3 separate regions of the Homo sapiens genome follow, and all the other regions are linked to region 2. Evidence: chromatin loops called from intact Hi-C (ENCODE). Cell type or tissue: dorsolateral prefrontal cortex. All regions are shown on one strand. Links, peaks and the distances in the headings refer to the core of each region. The heading gives the core; the rest is flanking DNA. Region 1 overlaps SLC31A2 (solute carrier family 31 member 2). Region 2 holds the start of FAM225B (family with sequence similarity 225 member B). Region 3 has its middle 35 kb from the start of SLC46A2.

Region 1 (6,649 bases), core at 883-5,882, 53 kb after region 2:
CAGCAGACCATCGCAGAGACAGACGGGGACTCTGCAGGCTCAGATTCATTCCCTGTTGGCAGAACCCACCACAGGTACAGGCAGTGGGTATGGGAAAGGGGCAGAAGCCTCACATTCACCCTGAGAGACAGGCTGGCCCAGACAGCATTAGCCCCACTTCACAGAGAGGACAGCGAGGCCCAGGGAAGGACCAGGACTTGCCAAAGTGGCTACACATAGCCAAGTGAACTAGAGCTCATGTCTCCTGATGCCCAGGCCAAAGCACTCTGTGAACAGCCAGCCACTTGAGAGGCTCAGAAGGCTTTCTTTAGGGAACAGTGATCTTCAGGTGCAGGCCCCTATCTAGCAAATGAGGTGGCCACCCACCCTCCCCCAAATCTCACCAGTTCCATGGGTCACTAGGCTCCCATATCCAGGAGGGGATCTGCAGCTGTCCTGAAGCAATGTATCCCACTTGGTGGGAGGAGGATGACAAGCTCTCCTCTCCTCCCTTCCCACTCGAATCAGGCAACCATTTAGGGTCCCTGTTCTGCCCTCTGTCCAGCCCCAGCCTCACCTGTGCTTAATAAGCCTGCCCGCTCCATCACTAGCCACCCTACATGGGTGTCTCAGATCTTCACAACTGCACTGCAAGGGAAGTATTCTCATTCCTGTTTTACTGATAAGGAATCTTACGTTCAGAGAGGTTAAGACATTTGTCTAGGCCACTTTTAGTTAGTGGCAGGTCTAGGAACTGATAATGTCACCTAAGACCATGCTTTTTCTTTCCATTGTCATACTGCCTCCCGAAGTAGATTCAGGGGGGAAATATGCCTTACTGATGATTTTCTCTTATTCCTTATCAGAAAGACAGATTATAGATACCCTCATTTTCCCCTTTGCCTAGGATGCCAGGAAGCTTGAAACCAAATGTAGTGAAGATATGTCTCTTTAAAAATAAATCTCGAGTTTTTTCTGGGGGCGGGGGTGGGAGGGGCAGAAAGAAATCACTCCTGGGTTAAGCATACAAGTTATAAATCAATCGGGTCACGTAACTCAACAGCTTTCTACTCCCTGATATCTACTCCCAGCTTCCTCATTACCAGCTCATTACCAGGATTAACTTGCTTCTCCTTTTTATCTAGGTGGTATTTGTGTCACTTTGGCCAGTCTCTAATCCATGTCATCCAGGTGGTCATCGGCTACTTCATCATGCTGGCCGTAATGTCCTACAACACCTGGATTTTCCTTGGTGTGGTCTTGGGCTCTGCTGTGGGCTACTACCTAGCTTACCCACTTCTCAGCACAGCTTAGCTGGTGAGGAACGTGCAGGCACTGAGGCTGGAGGGACATGGAGCCCCCTCTTCCAGACACTATACTTCCAACTGCCCTTTCTTCTGATGGCTATTCCTCCACCTTATTCCCAGCCCCTGGAAACTTTGAGCTGAAGCCAGCACTTGCTCCCTGGAGTTCGGAAGCCATTGCAGCAACCTTCCTTCTCAGCCAGCCTACGTAGGGCCCAGGCATGGTCTTGTGTCTTAAGACAGCTGCTGTGACCAAAGGGAGAATGGAGATAACAGGGGTGGCAGGGTTACTGAGCCCATGACAATGCTTCTCTGTGACTCAAACCAGGAATTTCCAAAGATTTCAAGCCAGGGAGAAGGGTTCTTGGTGATGCAGGGCATGGAACCTGGACACCCTCAGCTCTCCTGCTTTGTGCCTTATCTACAGGAGCATCGCCCATTGGACTTCCTGACCTCTTCTGTCTTTGAGGGACAGAGACCAAGCTAGATCCTTTTTCTCACCTTTCTGCCTTTGGAACACATGAAGATCATCTCGTCTATGGATCATGTTGACAAACTAAGTTTTTTTTATTTTTCCCATTGAACTCCTAGTTGGCAATTTTGCACATTCATACAAAAAAATTTTTAATGAAATGATTTCATTGATTCATGATGGATGGCAGAAACTGCTGAGACCTATTTCCCTTTCTTGGGGAGAGAATAAGTGACAGCTGATTAAAGGCAGAGACACAGGACTGCTTTCAGGCTCCTGGTTTATTCTCTGATAGACTGAGCTCCTTCCACCAGAAGGCACTGCCTGCAGGAAGAAGATGATCTGATGGCCGTGGGTGTCTGGGAAGCTCTTCGTGGCCTCAATGCCCTCCTTTATCCTCATCTTTCTTCTATGCAGAACAAAAAGCTGCATCTAATAATGTTCAATACTTAATATTCTCTATTTATTACTTACTGCTTACTCGTAATGATCTAGTGGGGAAACATGATTCATTCACTTAAAATACTGATTAAGCCATGGGCAGGTACTGACTGAAGATGCAATCCAACCAAAGCCATTACATTTTTTGAGTTAGATGGGACTCTCTGGATAGTTGAACCTCTTCACTTTATAAAAAAGGAAAGAGAGAAAATCACTGCTGTATACTAAATACCTCACAGATTAGATGAAAAGATGGTTGTAAGCTTTGGGAATTAAAAACAAACAAATACATTTTAGTAAATATATATTTTTAAATAGTCTATGACTGTTCTGTTCTCCTAATTCCAACAGAAAGCACATGAACCCTTGTAACAACTGCAGGGGCTGAGTGGGGCTAATAGAACTGGTAGTACTCTTTATAAGCCTGTCTGAGGACAGAGTCCATCCATCTGCTACAAAGACAACTCTGCTCAGGGAAACCCAGCCCTGAAATGCTGCACCCAGGTAGACACCCCAGAATGCCAACTGAGGCAAGTCAAGTCATTCTTCATTCATGTAACAAGTATTAATTGAGTACATGCTATAAGAAAAGTAACTGTCACACGGACTTTAAGCACCTGTGTTGGCACAATTACTCAGCATCTTCTCTCCCTGCGGGCAGAAGCAAATATAATAGCCACTAGTTAATTTACAATAAGAAATAACTGCCCTAGAAAGTAGACTATGTCACACCTTTAGGACTGATCAGGGCATTCCCCCATGTTTGCAGGGAACTGGAAAGCTGCCTGGTGTCTCAAGAAGCCTGTTTCTAAAAGCATCACCGCCCCTTCCCCCAACCAGTGACAGTCAGGCTGTGCTGGCCAAGAGCCCAGGCTCTGGAATCAGATGGCCAGGATTTGAATTCTTGTGCTGAGGCTTCCTAGATATGTAACTTTGGGCAAATTACTTTACCTCTCTAAGTCTCAGTTTTCTCCTCTATAAAATGGTGATAACACTGTCTTCTGCAGTGGTTGCTGGAGATAAGCCAGTCTGTGAAAGTGCCAAACAGCACCGCCTTTTGTTAAGCAACAAAGAAATAATTAGTTCTCACTGCCTCCCAGGTCCGCACACGGGAGACATATCCAAAGCCTGCAAGGATGATGCCAGGCCAGATGAAGTGGAATTTTGGGTCCTATCTTTTAAAACATTTAAAATCAAGAAACATTTTTTATTAAAATTAATTATTCTGTTTTTTTAAAGACTGATTGCATAATCTTTGGAAGATCCTGGAATCAAGAAAATGACCACAAGTATTTTCTCACTACTGTTCTCTGCATAAGTCCTGGTCCCATGAGTTCTAAGGGAATGGAAGCTGCTCTCAAAGTGAAGAATCCCTCAGGTGCCATGAACAATGGAAAGAAGGGACCCTCTCACCTTCTTTGCATGGCTTCCTAGACTGCAGGACTAAGCCTGCAGGAGCAAGAGGATGACTGGACTGGTCCTCACAGAACCATCATGCCCCAGGGATGAGCTAGGACTACAGTGGTGACTTTCTTTGAAAGCCTAAAAGTTCCAGGGTTAGGTATCAAAGGGAGTAAATATGCCACAACGTTTTGTGCACATTAACTGACCCAGATCTGTAAGACTCCTACCCTTAGATTCCCAAAAGAGCACAGACAGCCCTTGGAACCAAACTCAATTTTTCTCCAAGGGCTTGGGTCAAGTTTCATTATAGACATTTATTTTAGTTTTATTTTCAAAGTCATTGACCTCTTGTATCAGATTTAAGGCAAAGAAGAAGATACATGTCCCAGGACTATAGGCCAGGCTGTTGACTGCACTGGGATTTAGATGGTGTAATCTCCCTTAGTTCTACCAGGGAGACCTCAGCCCAGGTCTTGTTGCCGGGGCACAGTTGAGCACTGGATTCAGGTAGAGGAGGGCTCCCAGGTCAGTCTGAGAGTTAATGAAGAGATTAAAAAGTCTGGCAGAGGACAGGACTCTTACAGGTGACTGGCTTGGAGGGGAACCTACCAGTCCTTCTTCCAACTTGCTGCTGAAATCCCAGTGTTCTTGAAGACAGGGTTATGATCCTCTTCACCAGGTCTGGCGGGGGTGGGGCTCAGAAGGTGGCCAACCCACCCTCTGAGCCCAAATATTGTTCCCAGAATGCTCACCTTGACCTCACCCTGTGGTTCGCCTAGACCCAGGGTTGGCTGTGCAAAATCATGCTTAGGGAAGGGTTGCAGAGAAACCTTTGCACCAGTTTCCTGGGTCTTCATCCCAGCCAGTCAATGTCATCGTCATCATCATCATCTCCAAAAAGGGGCGTTGGGGGCGGGCGTCCCTTCATGCTCTGATAAAACAGGAAAGAGCAGTCAGTCCTCACTTGTGCCTGCACCACTGGACTTTCCACCTGTGAGTGGAAGCAATCCAACTTCTGTTCCCAGCTCTGGGTCAGAAAGGAGGTTGTACTGACAGGGCCAACTCTGAGGCCAGCAAACCTAGGCTTCCAGATAAAGCTGAGACCAGCAGGCAGAGAAGGGAGGCAGTCTTTCAACAGAGACAAAAGATGAACTTTGTTTGGCTAATCTCATCATTTATTTATGAAGCACATGTACTGATTTGACAGATTTTCCTCTCATGCAGTAACTTACACATTTTGTGTGGAGAAAGAAGGGTCAAAGAGGAAACACTGGAGCAGTAGGAAGAAACAGAAGCAAAGCAGCCCTGAGAGAGCGAGAGGAAGTGGGAAGAAGGGAGGTTGGGAAGAAGACAATCACATATGGAAAAATACTGTCGTCGTGGCCTAAGGTGGCCTGACTGGCTCTGGGTGTGATCCCATCATTTGAAAGAGTTGAATTTGGAGGCTTGGCCAACTGGAGAATCCTAAGAGGTGAAGAACACGGGGCCACAGCCTCCCACACCTCTAGCCTGACTGGCACCACCCTCGCTCCTTCCAGCTAAGGTAGTGGGGGTGAAAGGGACTGATGGGCCATGAGAGACCCTCTCTTTTCACAGCTTGAGCTCCTGGCCTTTCTCCTCTGGCTTGGCAAGGGAACAGGACCTACCCGGCTAGCAGGGATTGATGCTACAGACAGGCACGAACTGAATAGTCTCTACTAAGGCATTCTCTGCTCTGGTGAGCAACTGCCAACCAGAATCCATCTTCACAGGGCCAGGCAAAAGGGAAGGCAGCGTGATGTGTATACAAGTCTCTGGGCTAATCCCACGTCACTACCAATTAGCCAGACCTCGTACTTCTCTCTGGACATCAATGACGTGATCTCTAACTCTGACAGTATAGGATTTTCAAGTGTGGCTCACAGCTTCTGTTTTGTCCTGACTAAAGTTCTGGCTCTACATTTACTAGCTATATAAGCTTAGTTAAATTATTTAATCTTCCTGAGCCTCAGCCCTCTGATATATAAAATGGGATAAAAGTACCTACCTCATTGGATTAGTAGATTAAATGACAACATCTGTGAAGTCGTTTTCAGAGTACCCAAGAACTACATGTTAACTGGACAGTATTGGTACTAATACCAATAATATGCTCACTAATTAAAAGCTTCCAACTATATTTAGGGCAGTCACTTAGAATATACTCAATTTGGTTTTTCCCCCTTTTTTCCTTTTTTTAAGGGCAGAATTGCTATTCTGGATTCTCAAATGAAAATTTAACTCTTGAGAAGAAAGACTCATGGAAGGAACTGGTACATTCCCCAAAGGAACACAGGCAAGAGGGAAGGGCTCCGATACATGCAAGCTGGAGCATAGATCCATCACAGCTCTCTGCTCAAGGTTTTGGCAAAAGGCAAAATCCACTCTGGCTGATACATGAGGGGACAAAATTTGCCCCATTCACCCTCATATTTCTGTCCTTTAGATGGACTGAGCCTGAAGCCCACCTGTGTTCTCCATATGCATTTCAGAGCAGTCAAAATGGCCTAGGGACAGCCAGAACGGTTGTAACCTAGCACAGCGGGGAGCAGCAGAGGCGAGAACCGGGGTTCTAATTCAGTCCCTATCAGTGCCCTCCTCTCCTGGCCTTCACTCTTGTTCTGTGAAGCTATGCTATTAATACTGAACCCATTTTGTGCCCAGGGATATTGTGATGACAAAACAAGGCAGCAGGAAAGCAGGCTGAGTAAGTGGAAAATGCTCAGGAACAGGAGGTCTTTACAGGAGCCTGGGGATTAGTCCTAGCTTTGCCATTAACTCACTCTGTGGCTTTGGGTAAATCATCATTTTGAGCCTCAGGTTTTTTATCTATGAATAAGGATGCCAGGCAAGATGATCTTCAAAGTCCTTTCCAATTCTAAAATATAAATAATATCCTAGCAGATTTGGGGAAAACTAAGGCTTCAGCATTCCAATGTGGGGCTAAGCAGCTCAGCTTTCTTCCTCTGAGGGGACTAATTCCTGCATGGACAGAGACTATGATTCTTTCTCAAAAGTAAAGTGGTATGTG
Region 2 (6,649 bases), core at 734-5,733:
GGAGGGGACGTTTTGGTGTGGCAGATCCTGCATTCCAAGAGTAAAGAAGAAACAGGACCCACTGCTGGGACCCGGGGCCAGCAGCCCCAGGAGTCCCTGGGCATTCAGCTGGAGGTGGCTCCCACTGCATTACCACCCACGGTGCAGCAGCCCCCCCGTTCTTCCCTTCTGTCCATCAGGACCCATGGAACTGGGCACCCGGCTCTGGGGTATGGAGAGCACACAGGAGGCCTGGCTCCTCCTCACCCCTGACTCTACAGAATTGAGTCTCAACTCAAGTCCCACATACAGGTCTTGGCTTTCTTTCCTGTTCCAACCCCAGAGAGGGCACCGATGCCCAGAGTGAGGGGACGGTTACTTGACCTCCAGGTGTGGAGCATCCCTGGCCAGCTGCTGGGAACCCCGCAGACCGAGGGTGTGGCTGGTACAGGGGGAAAGTGAGATCCTCTCCTCCTCTCTCCTGCCAAGAGGGGGCCAAGGAGAGAAGGGCCAGGGAAAGGTCCACTAACAAAACTGAGTGGGGAGGAGGGGTGACAGTCACAGCTTTCTACACGGAATCCTGCATGCCACAGGAAGTGTCCCCACCTGCTTCCATGCTGGGAACACAGTATTAGACCTCGGCACGAGCCACATGTCCCTGCCCACCCCTCGCCCAGAGGGGGATCAGGAACAGGAAGGAGTTTCCAGTGCCATGGACAAGCCCCGGGTGAGCACAGGATGGGGGGTCCTGCTGTGGTGGGTCCTGGGCTGACCGGAGCAGGCCCTAGAAGCAGGCGAGGTGCTGTGCAGTCTGCAGCGTAACTCTGAACTTGACAATGAGGTCTCCCCGCTGAGTGCATACCTTGAGGAAGAGAAGCATCTTTCCATGGAGTCTGCCCCATTGCCTGCCAATGGCATTCGTGCCCATCTAGAGGACCAGCCGCCGCCCCTGCTGGCTGCCAATGTCCTTTCAGGCAAACACGGCACCTTGAGAAAATGAGGCAGAGAGTGAGGGAAGGGTTTGAGTAGGAAAGTCACCAGCTGGTACTGACAAGGACACTGAGGGAACAGTGGTTCCATCTGAGCAGAAGTGTGTGCCAGGGCTTCTCTTGGAGCACAAAGACAATGCTGCAGGGATGGCTTCTGGCCTGGAAACTCCCTTTTTGGAAAGTGACCTGTGGCTCCAGGTAGCTGTTCTGTGTGCGACGGTGCTGAATCTTGTCCTTGTCCTTGGTGGGACCCCCTGTGCTCAGGGTGGAGGAGCTCTCTGTGACCTCCCTGGACCAGGTAGCGCCACGGGAGATCCCCTTCAGGCACTCTTGCACACAGGTCTGCCCCGCCATCTGCAGGAAGCGTGCGGTGTTCCCGGCTCTCCTTAGACACTCTCAGCAGCTGAAGTCACTCCAAGCATCCAAGGGAGGCTTCTCCCTGCACCTCTGGGTCATGTGGTCAAGGCCAATGCAGGGCAGAGGAGTGACCGCTGGAAAAGAAGAGCCCAGATGAAGTGCAGTCACCTACCTGAGGCCGGGCTCCCCTGGAAGTCCCCATGAAGTAAGTCTAGGAAGAAACCACCAGAGGGCCCCTAGATACCCAGTGGGGAGGGAAAGGGCAGTGCGGCTCGTCTTCATGGAGCGATTGCTACAGTGCTGGGATTTCATCACGCCTGCTAGCTTCATTAGTTACTATTCCCATGAAAAAGTAACACAGTAATGCAACATTTTATTTTATTTTATTTTGTTAATTTTTTTTTTGGACGGAATCTTTCTGTGTTGCCCAGGCTGGAGTGCAGTGGCAAGATCTCGGCTCACTGCAACCTCCACCTCCCAGGTTCAAATAATTATCCTGCCTCAGCCTCCCCAGTAGCTGGGATTACAGGCACCCGCCACCATACCTGACCAATTTTTGTATTTTTAGTAGAGACGGGGTTTCACCAGGTTGGCCAGGCTGATCTTGAACCCCTGACCTCAGATGATCTGCCCGCCTTGCCCTCCAAAAGTGCTGAGATTACAGGCGTGAGGCACCATGCCCGGCCTTAATGCAACATTTTAAAAATCAAAATTCATGCTAAATATTCCATTGTGAGCAAAATATCCACATTTTAAATCAAGCCATGGTCAGATCCTGTAACTGCAACACTCTGAGAGTTGTACAAGCGTTGGGCACGATGGGAAACTAAATTTTGGCAAATTCCATTCAACCTATAAAGTTGTCACCAAAGAAAAGGAAAAGTACTCACTTGCGGAATGTTCCAGACAGCTCCCAGGCACACTGCACTGCCAGAGATGGGGGATCTGCTCCCCGAGGACTGGGGCTTTTCCAATGAAGGCCATTTTCCAGTTTCGTCTAAAAGCACAGAAGGACTTCGTGAAATGTTTGGCTTCTTCCTAAGGGAAGGAGGTGCCTACAGCGTTGCCATCACTGCTGCTGGCCACAGGAAGATGCGTACATATCGTCCCGCCCTAAGATCGTGTTTTGAAAGTGGGCGACTTTGGAAATTAACTGAGGCTGTAACCGCAGAGCTGACGGGATGGGGGAGCTGCTCTGATGAGTCTCCAGAGCGGCCCGGTGACCGCAGGAGCTCTGAGTCATCAAAGACCGGGGCCAGGGAGCCTGGAAGAGGAAGGGCCCGCTGCTCCCGGGCCACGCCGGGACACATGAGTTAGGGGCAAAATTTAATGCCGCAACAAAGCGACTCATTTTTTTGGAACTGAGGCTGTTCCAGAACTTCTTACTCACTCTCGGCGCCGCCCCCGCGCTTCCAGGCCCCGGACCCGCCGCAAACACCGCTGGGCTTGGACTCAAACCGCGGTCCGGTCCCACCCGGTCTGGTCCAGTCCCGTTGGAGGCGGCGGTTGGGCTCAGCGCCAGGCGCGCGCCCTCTGCTGGCCGTTGGGAAGCGGCGAGGGAAGCGCTGAGCTCGCGGCCGAGCGGTGGTCGCTCGCCCCCTCGCGGGCTCTCCCGGAATCGCTGACATTCTCCGTCCCTTGCTCTCTGCTCCTGGCTGGGGACGCTCTGCTCCAGCCTTGCCTGCTCCCTTTCCTGGGATACGCCTTGGAGCCATGGCTTAAAAGTAAGGACATCTTCATGCATTTGAGATACCTGAATAGTAGATATCTGAATAGTATCTCCTCTTAGTCAGGCCTGAATACAAAGACCTGCTCCTAGTTCTCTTGGGAAACAGGACATAGTCTCAAAATCCAGAAGACCCAAGACTCCTGTTCCCACCACCACATTCTGCAGGCTTCAACCAGCTGGACATGGAGGGCCATGGTGGTGCGTGAGATAAGATCTCCTGGAGAAACTACTACCCTCCAGCCTTGATCACTATCAGGAAGATGAAAGCAGGAAATCTACTTTGTCCCTGTTTGGGAATCGCTGTCTAAAGGTTCTTCCAAAAATTTGCCCCCATCTGAAGGCAAAGAAATACAGTCTTTGCCTGGGAGGTTTTTAGGGGTGAAATTGAAGTGCTCTTCTTCCACCAGGCGCGATGTATCACGCCTGTAATCCTAGCATTTGGGAGGCTGGAGGTGAGAGAGGTGAGAGGCTGAGGGGGAAGGATCCCTTGAGGCCAAAGTTAGAGACCAGCCTGGGTAACATAACAAGACCCCATCTTAAAAAAAATTACATTACATGAAAATATGGTTTTATTTCCCTTCATGTGACGTTTCCCACAGGAAAACTGTAGAGGAAGTTAAACTTGTGGCTCTTTCTAATCAATTATACAGATGGTTTGCCCAGCTCAAAAAGAAATCGCAACTCTTTTGCCCCGGTTGGCAAATATTAGTACCAAAATCATGGAATTATTTTGACAATATCTTGTACATTATGAGTTACAAAAATGTTTAGAGAGAAGAAAATTTGTATTCCTTGAATGAATATTATTTGTAATATTCTTTGATCTATTACAATGATATAAAATGGCATTTGCTGTTCTTCTGTTTGAACTTATCTTGTGACACTTTCTTCAGAATGGTATTTTGTTAAAACTGGTAGGTATTATAAAAATAAACAGTGACCAGTAGCTTGATTGTATTACAAATTTTTCTTTCATGTAAGAGGTTGGGGCAGGTATTTCTCATCAGGTGACTCACCTGTTTGGCTGTCTCCCAAACAGTGATTTAGAACATGGGTTACCTGGTGTTTTGAGGCTTTGATTACCGTATAACTGATTTTGTAATTGTGGTGCTTAGGTCTATTCCAATCCATGTAAATGGAGCATCCCCAGCCAGGAGCAGAGAGCAAGGGACGGAGAATGTCAGCGATTCCGGGAGAGCCCGCGAGGGGGCGAGCGACCACCGCTCGGCCGCGAGCTCAGCGCTTCCCTCGCCGCTTCCCAACGGCCAGCAGAGGGCGCGCGCCTGGCGCTGAGCCCAACCGCCGCCTCCAACGGGACTGGACCAGACCGGGTGGGACCGGACCGCGGTTTGAGTCCAAGCCCAGCGGTGTTTGCGGCGGGTCCGGGGCCTGGAAGCGCGGGGGCGGCGCCGAGAGTGAGTAAGAAGTTCTGGAACAGCCTCAGTTCCAAAAAAATGAGTCGCTTTGTTGCGGCATTAAATTTTGCCCCTAACTCATGTGTCCCGGCGTGGCCCGGGAGCAGCGGGCCCTTCCTCTTCCAGGCTCCCTGGCCCCGGTCTTTGATGACTCAGAGCTCCTGCGGTCACCGGGCCGCTCTGGAGACTCATCAGAGCAGCTCCCCCATCCCGTCAGCTCTGCGGTTACAGCCTCAGTTAATTTCCAAAGTCGCCCACTTTCAAAACACGATCTTAGGGCGGGACGATATGTACGCATCTTCCTGTGGCCAGCAGCAGTGATGGCAACGCTGTAGGCACCTCCTTCCCTTAGGAAGAAGCCAAACATTTCACGAAGTCCTTCTGTGCTTTTAGACGAAACTGGAAAATGGCCTTCATTGGAAAAGCCCCAGTCCTCGGGGAGCAGATCCCCCATCTCTGGCAGTGCAGTGTGCCTGGGAGCTGTCTGGAACATTCCGCAAGTGAGTACTTTTCCTTTTCTTTGGTGACAACTTTATAGGTTGAATGGAATTTGCCAAAATTTAGTTTCCCATCGTGCCCAACGCTTGTACAACTCTCAGAGTGTTGCAGTTACAGGATCTGACCATGGCTTGATTTAAAATGTGGATATTTTGCTCACAATGGAATATTTAGCATGAATTTTGATTTTTAAAATGTTGCATTAAGGCCGGGCATGGTGCCTCACGCCTGTAATCTCAGCACTTTTGGAGGGCAAGGCGGGCAGATCATCTGAGGTCAGGGGTTCAAGATCAGCCTGGCCAACCTGGTGAAACCCCGTCTCTACTAAAAATACAAAAATTGGTCAGGTATGGTGGCGGGTGCCTGTAATCCCAGCTACTGGGGAGGCTGAGGCAGGATAATTATTTGAACCTGGGAGGTGGAGGTTGCAGTGAGCCGAGATCTTGCCACTGCACTCCAGCCTGGGCAACACAGAAAGATTCCGTCCAAAAAAAAAATTAACAAAATAAAATAAAATAAAATGTTGCATTACTGTGTTACTTTTTCATGGGAATAGTAACTAATGAAGCTAGCAGGCGTGATGAAATCCCAGCACTGTAGCAATCGCTCCATGAAGACGAGCCGCACTGCCCTTTCCCTCCCCACTGGGTATCTAGGGGCCCTCTGGTGGTTTCTTCCTAGACTTACTTCATGGGGACTTCCAGGGGAGCCCGGCCTCAGGTAGGTGACTGCACTTCATCTGGGCTCTTCTTTTCCAGCGGTCACTCCTCTGCCCTGCATTGGCCTTGACCACATGACCCAGAGGTGCAGGGAGAAGCCTCCCTTGGATGCTTGGAGTGACTTCAGCTGCTGAGAGTGTCTAAGGAGAGCCGGGAACACCGCACGCTTCCTGCAGATGGCGGGGCAGACCTGTGTGCAAGAGTGCCTGAAGGGGATCTCCCGTGGCGCTACCTGGTCCAGGGAGGTCACAGAGAGCTCCTCCACCCTGAGCACAGGGGGTCCCACCAAGGACAAGGACAAGATTCAGCACCGTCGCACACAGAACAGCTACCTGGAGCCACAGGTCACTTTCCAAAAAGGGAGTTTCCAGGCCAGAAGCCATCCCTGCAGCATTGTCTTTGTGCTCCAAGAGAAGCCCTGGCACACACTTCTGCTCAGATGGAACCACTGTTCCCTCAGTGTCCTTGTCAGTACCAGCTGGTGACTTTCCTACTCAAACCCTTCCCTCACTCTCTGCCTCATTTTCTCAAGGTGCCGTGTTTGCCTGAAAGGACATTGGCAGCCAGCAGGGGCGGCGGCTGGTCCTCTAGATGGGCACGAATGCCATTGGCAGGCAATGGGGCAGACTCCATGGAAAGATGCTTCTCTTCCTCAAGGTATGCACTCAGCGGGGAGACCTCATTGTCAAGTTCAGAGTTACGCTGCAGACTGCACAGCACCTCGCCTGCTTCTAGGGCCTGCTCCGGTCAGCCCAGGACCCACCACAGCAGGACCCCCCATCCTGTGCTCACCCGGGGCTTGTCCATGGCACTGGAAACTCCTTCCTGTTCCTGATCCCCCTCTGGGCGAGGGGTGGGCAGGGACATGTGGCTCGTGCCGAGGTCTAATACTGTGTTCCCAGCATGGAAGCAGGTGGGGACACTTCCTGTGGCATGCAGGATTCCGTGTAGAAAGCTGTGACT
Region 3 (6,649 bases), core at 1,051-6,050, 190 kb before region 2:
CCTTTGACAGGAATTTGACTCTTCAGGAATTTTGTACTTATTACTCAACATCCATTCAAGACCAATTGGCCTAGGCCAATGTTGATGTTAAATTTCCCTAATAATTAAAGACATAAAAGTTACAATTATCATAAGATGGGAGAAAATCAGAATGGCAAAGAATAAAAAGGTGGCCAATAGCCCACTGGCTACAATGAAGCCATGATCACTCATACAGCAGCTGCAGGAGTTTAAACTGATGGCCCCTTTGGAGGCCCAAATTTTGCATTTGTGTGTGTGTGTGTACACACACCTAAGTTTTCTGTGAAGTCCATACTCTTTAATACCTACTTCTACTCCTAGGAATGTATTCTACAGAACTGTTCATTCAAGTACATAAAGCTGTATATGTGTTATATGTACAAGGGTGTTCATTTTTTATAAAAGAGCAAATATTGCAAACTTCTAACAGCTGACTGATAATAGTACTGCTCTACAATGGAACACTATAAAACTGTTAACAATATATGCTGGCTATCTTTTCACTTTTTTTTTGAAAATTTTTATTGTGGTAAAAGCGTATTTAACATAAAATTTGCCATTTTAACCATTTTAAGTGTACAATTCATTGGCATTAATTACATTTACAATATTGTGCAACCATTACCTCTGTTCCCAAAACTCTTTTTCATCACCTCAAATAGAAACTCTATGACCATAAAGCAATAACTTCCCATTTCCTCCCTCTATCACCAGTCTCTGGTAAGCTTTAATCTACTTTCCATCTCTCTGAATTTGTCTATTCTAGATATTTTATATAAACTGTCCTATTGCTAGTTTTGATCAAATGGAAATATACTGTTTTGAAAGAAGAAAGCGTAGTTACAGAAGAAAATAAGCTTAAAAACTAGGAAAATGAATTTTGGTAAGTAAGATCCCCTTTAGAAAAAACAGGGAAGAAACTGAAAAACTGTAGACTATTTCACATTTTTTGTTACCAAAAAATGAGGTGAGTCAAGCCCCTAGTTGGAATCTGGCCAAGTTGAGTTGAGGGCTGGGTGAAGGTTGAGCTGTTAGCGCACCAGCATCAGCTGCTCTGGAAATGTGGACACAAATCACAAGAATCATGATTTAATGTTTCTGTTTTAATCAGGAGAAAACACATACAAAGGAAGCAAATAATCACTAGAGGCCTAGCAAGTGGTTGACCACCCTGTCTTGGAAAGAAGGGCTGGGATGAGGTTTGGGGGTCTGGAGCTGAAGGACAGACTTTGAGTCTTATGTCAAATGATTGTTCTATAGTTTGTAACTTGCAAACTTCTGGGTTACATGCAAACCTCTTGTATTGTCCATTAACTTGGGTCATGGTTAAGATAGATTATCAATAAATATGTATGGGTTCAAAAAAATTAAGTTGTCCTATTGTATCTAGCTTATTTCATTTAACATAATGTTTTCAAGGTCTGTCCATGTTGAGTATGGTCAGAACTTTACTCCTTTTTAGGGCTGAATCCATTTCATTGTGTGCTTGTACCTCATTTTATTTATCCATTCATCTGTTCATGGACACTTGGGTTGTTTCCACATTTTGGCTGCTGTGAACAATGCTGTAATGAACATGAGTGGACCAATATTTGTATGATTTCCTGTTTTAACTCTTTGGGGTGTATACCCTGGAGTAGAATTTCTGGGTTGTGCAGAAATTCTATGTTGGGGCTTTTGGGGGAATTGCCAAATTGTTTTTCACCTCGACTTCACCATTGTACATTCACAGCAGCAATGTGCAAGAGTTTCACTTTCTCTGTATCCTCACCAACACTTGTTATTTTCTATTTTTTCCCTTCTGAGGTTTGCTGACTTAGAAGGTGTGAATTCATATTATTTTTTAGGTTAAATAAAAATCATGTTTCAGAATAAGATATAGTGGTGTATCCTACCAGAGATGATGTATTACTAGAGATTAAGTTTGTAGGTCCTCTTCCCCCACCAATCTTCTGTTACAATGAACCAATCATTCCACTCCTTGTATTTATTAGAGGTAGCTTCTGAAGAAGCTCCCTAAGAAAGAGTAGGTCCCTTAGAAAAATTACTTAGGGTATCCTTCCTTAGAAGGTAAGACAGGGGTTCCCCTGGAGTCCCTGAGTGTAGCCTCCTTTTGGGGAGGGGGACAAGTGAGTAGCCCCATTGTCTGGGGAAAGGGAAAACAGTCTGGCTCTGTTTTGAGGGCTTAAAGGAAAAAGTGGAGTGGGTTTCCGGGAAGGAATGGAGACAATTGTTTTGTTTGTGAGGTGATGGCCACTGGAACCAGATCTGATTCCCTGCTCTTCTGGGGCCCATGGAAACCTGGAGATTGCCTGCGATCAGGGGAAGGAAGGGAGGGTGACCATTCAGAACTATACCCTTAGGAGCACTGTGTTACTGTTGCAATCAGCTCTTCTCAATCTTTTCCAAATTATGGGACGACTGTAATAATCTTATAGATGGAGATATTAAATCAAAGAGAAGTTGACCATTTTTAAACCTTGGAGAGGCTGCTTCTGGCTGAAGTTACTGGGAGAAGCAATGAAAGAAAAGACAACTTACACTTCTTCACTTCATCTACCAAAATATGCAGTTCTATTTTCGTTTATAGAAACTTCAGGTGATAGATCAGTGATCAACAGTGCCCTGGGAACAGTGCTCCCACGTTTTTCTACACCCCTGACTTTTGCTTCTATGATACTGACTTTTTAAAGAGACAATTATCTTTTTAAACACCCCACCTTCTGGATTTGTTTGATAATTTTCTCACAGTGTTTTTTAACCTGTTTCTGTATCCCTTGAATTTCCTCTAAATTGGAGACTAGGGCTAAAGGCTTAAGTTCAAGTTTACATTTTTAGCAAGAATGTGTCGTAGGCGATGCGGTGGGAGTCATTTTGTATCACATAAGGAGACACAATGTCAGATTGCCCCACTATTGATGATGCTTAATCATTTGATTTGGATGGTGACCGCCAGATGTCACCATTGTAAAGCATGTTTTCCCTTCTGCCATATCGAGTGACCTGTGTAATCTCTTGAAAAATATTCGTGTCGACAAATCCTGTTTAGAATTTTCAAGTACCCGCTGCCCTCCACAACACTTTAATGAATTTGAGACTGTCTTTGTCATCTTGATACACAGTGCTCTGTAATTTATCCTTAAGTGGCTCAAACATGTCAAAATAAAAACTCACAGGATTATGCTAGACACCTAACTTCACAGTGCTCACACCACAGGGAAGGACCACCTTAGTCACTGTGAGAATTCACCATAATGGGCTGGTTGTTATTTTCCCCAGGAAGGGAGGGAAAATGGCTGCCATTGTAAACTGAGGAGCATAGAAATAAGACCAGCTTTGAGGAGGAACGGTGTTTTCTTCTTCTTTTTAAAGATATTTACATGTCAGCGGGTTTTACTTCTTGGAGGTAAATCACTTTCTAAATTTCTCCTTGGACTGTTCATTATAAAGTTGCTGTTTAATCTTCCTGGAACATAACCTTCAATTTTAAAGAATGCAAAGCTTTGTATTATTTGTTTAGTGAATCTATAGCGGTGCTTCCCAGCTTCCCAGTATTTTTCAGATTATTAGCATACATAGAAAGTGATAATATTGACATGATGCACTGTGGTGTGCTAGAGGAGCTTTAGGGGCATCATGTGGGACTTATTTTTCATTATATAATTATAATAAATATAAAATGCACATATTAGAAAATATATTAAAGATTCGATTTACAGGAAATTTCCAAAGACACTCTAAGTTTTTTTTTTTTTTCAAATGAAAAAACTTCAGCTTTCTACTATCAGTTTTTATGCTGGAAATACTGCCGTGAAATTTATGATTAAGAGTTTTAAGTAAAAACCTCTTCAAATTCTTGATAGCGCTCATCAGTGAAACTCTGCATCAGTAGGTGACCAAGTGTTTAACCATTTTTCTTCACAACCTTTGAGATTTTCTAAAAGTTAAAATTACAGTTAACATCACTTATTTTCTTTCATTGACAAATGTAAAGTTGAAATTTTGTGGTAAATTCATTTCAAATCCAATGGAACTTTTTTATATTCAGTATTTCAAAGCAATAATGAAGTTCTTATGAGCAGATCATCCACACATGGTTGGAAGAGTCATCTGGAGTTGCCCAGGCAACACTAAAAGGATTTCAGCTGCAAATGGCTAGCCTACATTTGAAGACGGATTTGTCCCCCACCCCACTACCCTCCGGCCCAGTTGCAAATAAAAGCATAAAGAATAATTCACCAACCCTCTCTGGGCACACCATCCAGCTTCAGTAATTAACATTTGACAATCTTTTTTTTCTTTTTTTTTTTTTTGAGATGGAGTCTCGCTCTGTGGCCCAGGCTGGAGTGCAGTGGCCTGATCTCAGCTCACTGCAACCTCTGCCTTCCAGTTCAAGTGATTCTCCTTCCTCAGGCTCCTGAGTAGTGGGGATTACAGGCGCATTCCACCATGCCTGGTTAATTTTTTGTATTTTTAGTAGAGATGGGGTTTCACCATGTTGGCCAAACTGGTCTCAAACTCCTGACCTCAAGAGATCCGCCCGCCTCAGCCTCCCAAAGTGCTGGGATTACAGGTGTGAGTCACTGCGCCCAACCAAGACAATCTCAATACATCTATTCTTGCCCCATGTTTAAAAATACTAACCAGAGTAGTATGAATCAAGAACCAGACATCGTGTCATTTTATTCAGAAATACTTCAGTATGTAAAAACACCTCATCATTAGTACACCTGACAAAAGTCAACATAATTCCCTTTATTAGGTGATATTCAAATGTATCTGTTGTTTCAAAAGAAGCATGTTAGTTGAATTATCTGAATCCAAAGTCCATTCATGGCATTTCATTGTTTCTTAAGTCTCCAAGTTCTTAAAAAATTTCCCACCCTTCTATCCCATTTCTTTCATGGAGAACTGGGGTATTTGCACTGTAGACTGTTCAACATGACATTCCAAATTTGCTGGGTTTTTCCTCTGGCTCCCACATTTCCTGAAATGGTTAGTTAGATCAAGAGGTTTGATGAGATTCAGGCTCAATTCTTTTTTAGGTGTGAAGCCCTCACAGCTGGTGCTGACTGGTTTCGGCTGCCTTGCATTAGGAAGCTTGTGTCTGTTGGTTCCACTTTGAGCGATGTCAAGACTAATTAGGAGGTTTACAGTTGACCATCTATTCCACCCACTATAAAGTTGCAATCAACTTTTCTCCTAATGGTCTAGCATCCCTTGATGGTTGTTGCCTAGATACAGGAGCTGCAAATGTCAATTTTTAAATCCTATTATTTCTTCCTTATTTATTTGCTGGAATGTTTCTGTAAATAGAAATTAACCTCATCAGCTCTGAAATACAGATTGTACGGAAAGGCAGATACATATTTGATTTTTCCCCTTTCTTTGTTGTTTTTCATAGTGTTGAGTTGTCCTAGCACCCTCCCGGGATGATCAATGGGGTTTAAAAATTTCTTTTAACTATCATTATAAGCTCATGTTTTGTGCTTCAGTCCATTGTAGTCCATGACACTGGTGCTTGAATTGTCCCATTTTAAGCCAGAGGGAACCTCCTCAAGTTGGTTTCTGAGTGCTTATTGACAAGGCCTTAGTGGTTTTTATGGTTTGTCTTTTGCTTTTTAGCACAGCAAGGCATCCCAGGATTACCTTGGATATGTCCTGCCCCAGAGATCAGCCATTTTGTCAAAGATCCCCAGTTTCTTCTAGTGAATTTACATTCTTTTTACAGTCCCCCCACTTTCTATTATATTTGGATTATTAATAATGGCTATTTAAATTTTCTATATTCTCATTATTTGTTTATCTGATATGTCCTTTTCTGGGTTAAAAATTCCATTATGCTTATGATCTTATCCATTTTCATTTATTGTTCTAAGAGATTTTACTAAGATGAAAATAATTTTGGAAGTGCAAAGAGCACATGCAAGAAATGTTCAGGAAAATATGGGTTAAATGGTTGATTTTTCAGGGAAAAGCTGTTTTTTGAGAGGTTGGGGGTGGGTAGAAGACTTGAGGATGGTGATGCTTGATTGTGGGGACCATTCATCTTGCAAGAATTCAATTAAAATTTGAAAACACTGAAAAATTGTAAACAGGACTTTCCATTGAATACTGTTGAGGAAATGTACTTTGAGAGGTGAATGAAACCAGGTAGTGAGACTCGCTTGAGGGGTTGCACTAGGTCAAAGAATTAGTGAGGTGTTTTCCTACTAGCCACTTTCAATCTTTTACATAGGTTCTGTGCAACTCTCTTCCAATGCCCCAACTGCTACACAAACAACATCTTTCAGGATCTTGAATCCCCAGAGGAAATTCTATTTGATTACACCCAAATCACAGTGGGATCTTGCCCTAAGCATCAAAGAGTGCCAGCTTCTGAGATTTATATAAAGCCTTTCTCTGCCAACACTGGGCAAACATACTTCTGCCTGCAGAGACCTGGACAAACATCCAAGTTTGGAGATATGAGTGGAAAACAGGTAACAAAAACCAGCATCCCTTTATCTGACTCCCCTGTTGCCATTGGCCCACTCCATTTAGAATCTGAAACTATAATTTAGATGCAGTCTGGGGCTCAGAAGAAAGAAGTAGAGAGCAAACCAGCTATAGAGCAGGATAAAGAAGA

The links. Peaks named below come from ENCODE experiments on the same cell type or tissue, not always from the same donor. Only the 100,000 strongest peaks of a DNase experiment are listed, where the experiment ranks them.
Region 1: it touches region 2 in a loop (4-fold over the local background); 6 of 110 quality-filtered maps call a loop at or near these places.
Region 3: a loop joins it to region 2, with 20 times the contacts of the local background. A loop is called at or near these places in 42 of 110 quality-filtered maps.

Annotation. Positions count from the first base shown.
Region 1 is chr9:113,161,625-113,168,273 of GRCh38, forward strand. It overlaps SLC31A2 (solute carrier family 31 member 2), which reads left to right. Exons shown (of 4, transcript NM_001860.3): 3 at 1-74; 4 at 1,125-2,516. The coding sequence ends at 1,293. FKBP15 (FKBP prolyl isomerase family member 15) reads right to left here. Exons shown (of 28, transcript NM_015258.2): 28 at 1-4,531. The coding sequence ends at 4,454. Among named protein-coding and RNA genes, the nearest start is that of SLC31A2, 14 kb to the left of the region's middle. In dorsolateral prefrontal cortex, for the core only: no CTCF peak of the experiment used is centred there; a DNase peak (open chromatin) is centred at 3,037; H3K27ac peaks cover 3,972 bases.
Region 2 is chr9:113,108,695-113,115,343 of GRCh38, forward strand. It overlaps FAM225B (family with sequence similarity 225 member B), which reads right to left and starts at 2,983. Exons shown (of 3, transcript NR_024376.1): 1 at 2,716-2,983; 2 at 2,216-2,322; 3 at 1-1,459. FAM225A (family with sequence similarity 225 member A) reads left to right here and starts at 4,202. Exons shown (of 3, transcript NR_024366.1): 1 at 4,202-4,469; 2 at 4,863-4,969; 3 at 5,726-6,649. In dorsolateral prefrontal cortex, for the core only: CTCF peaks have their summits at 3,003 and 4,175; no DNase peak of the experiment used is centred there; H3K27ac peaks cover 306 bases.
Region 3 is chr9:112,922,279-112,928,927 of GRCh38, forward strand. No RefSeq gene overlaps it. Among named protein-coding and RNA genes, the nearest start is that of SLC46A2, 35 kb to the left of the region's middle. In dorsolateral prefrontal cortex, for the core only: a CTCF peak has its summit at 2,987 (motif pointing right); no DNase peak of the experiment used is centred there.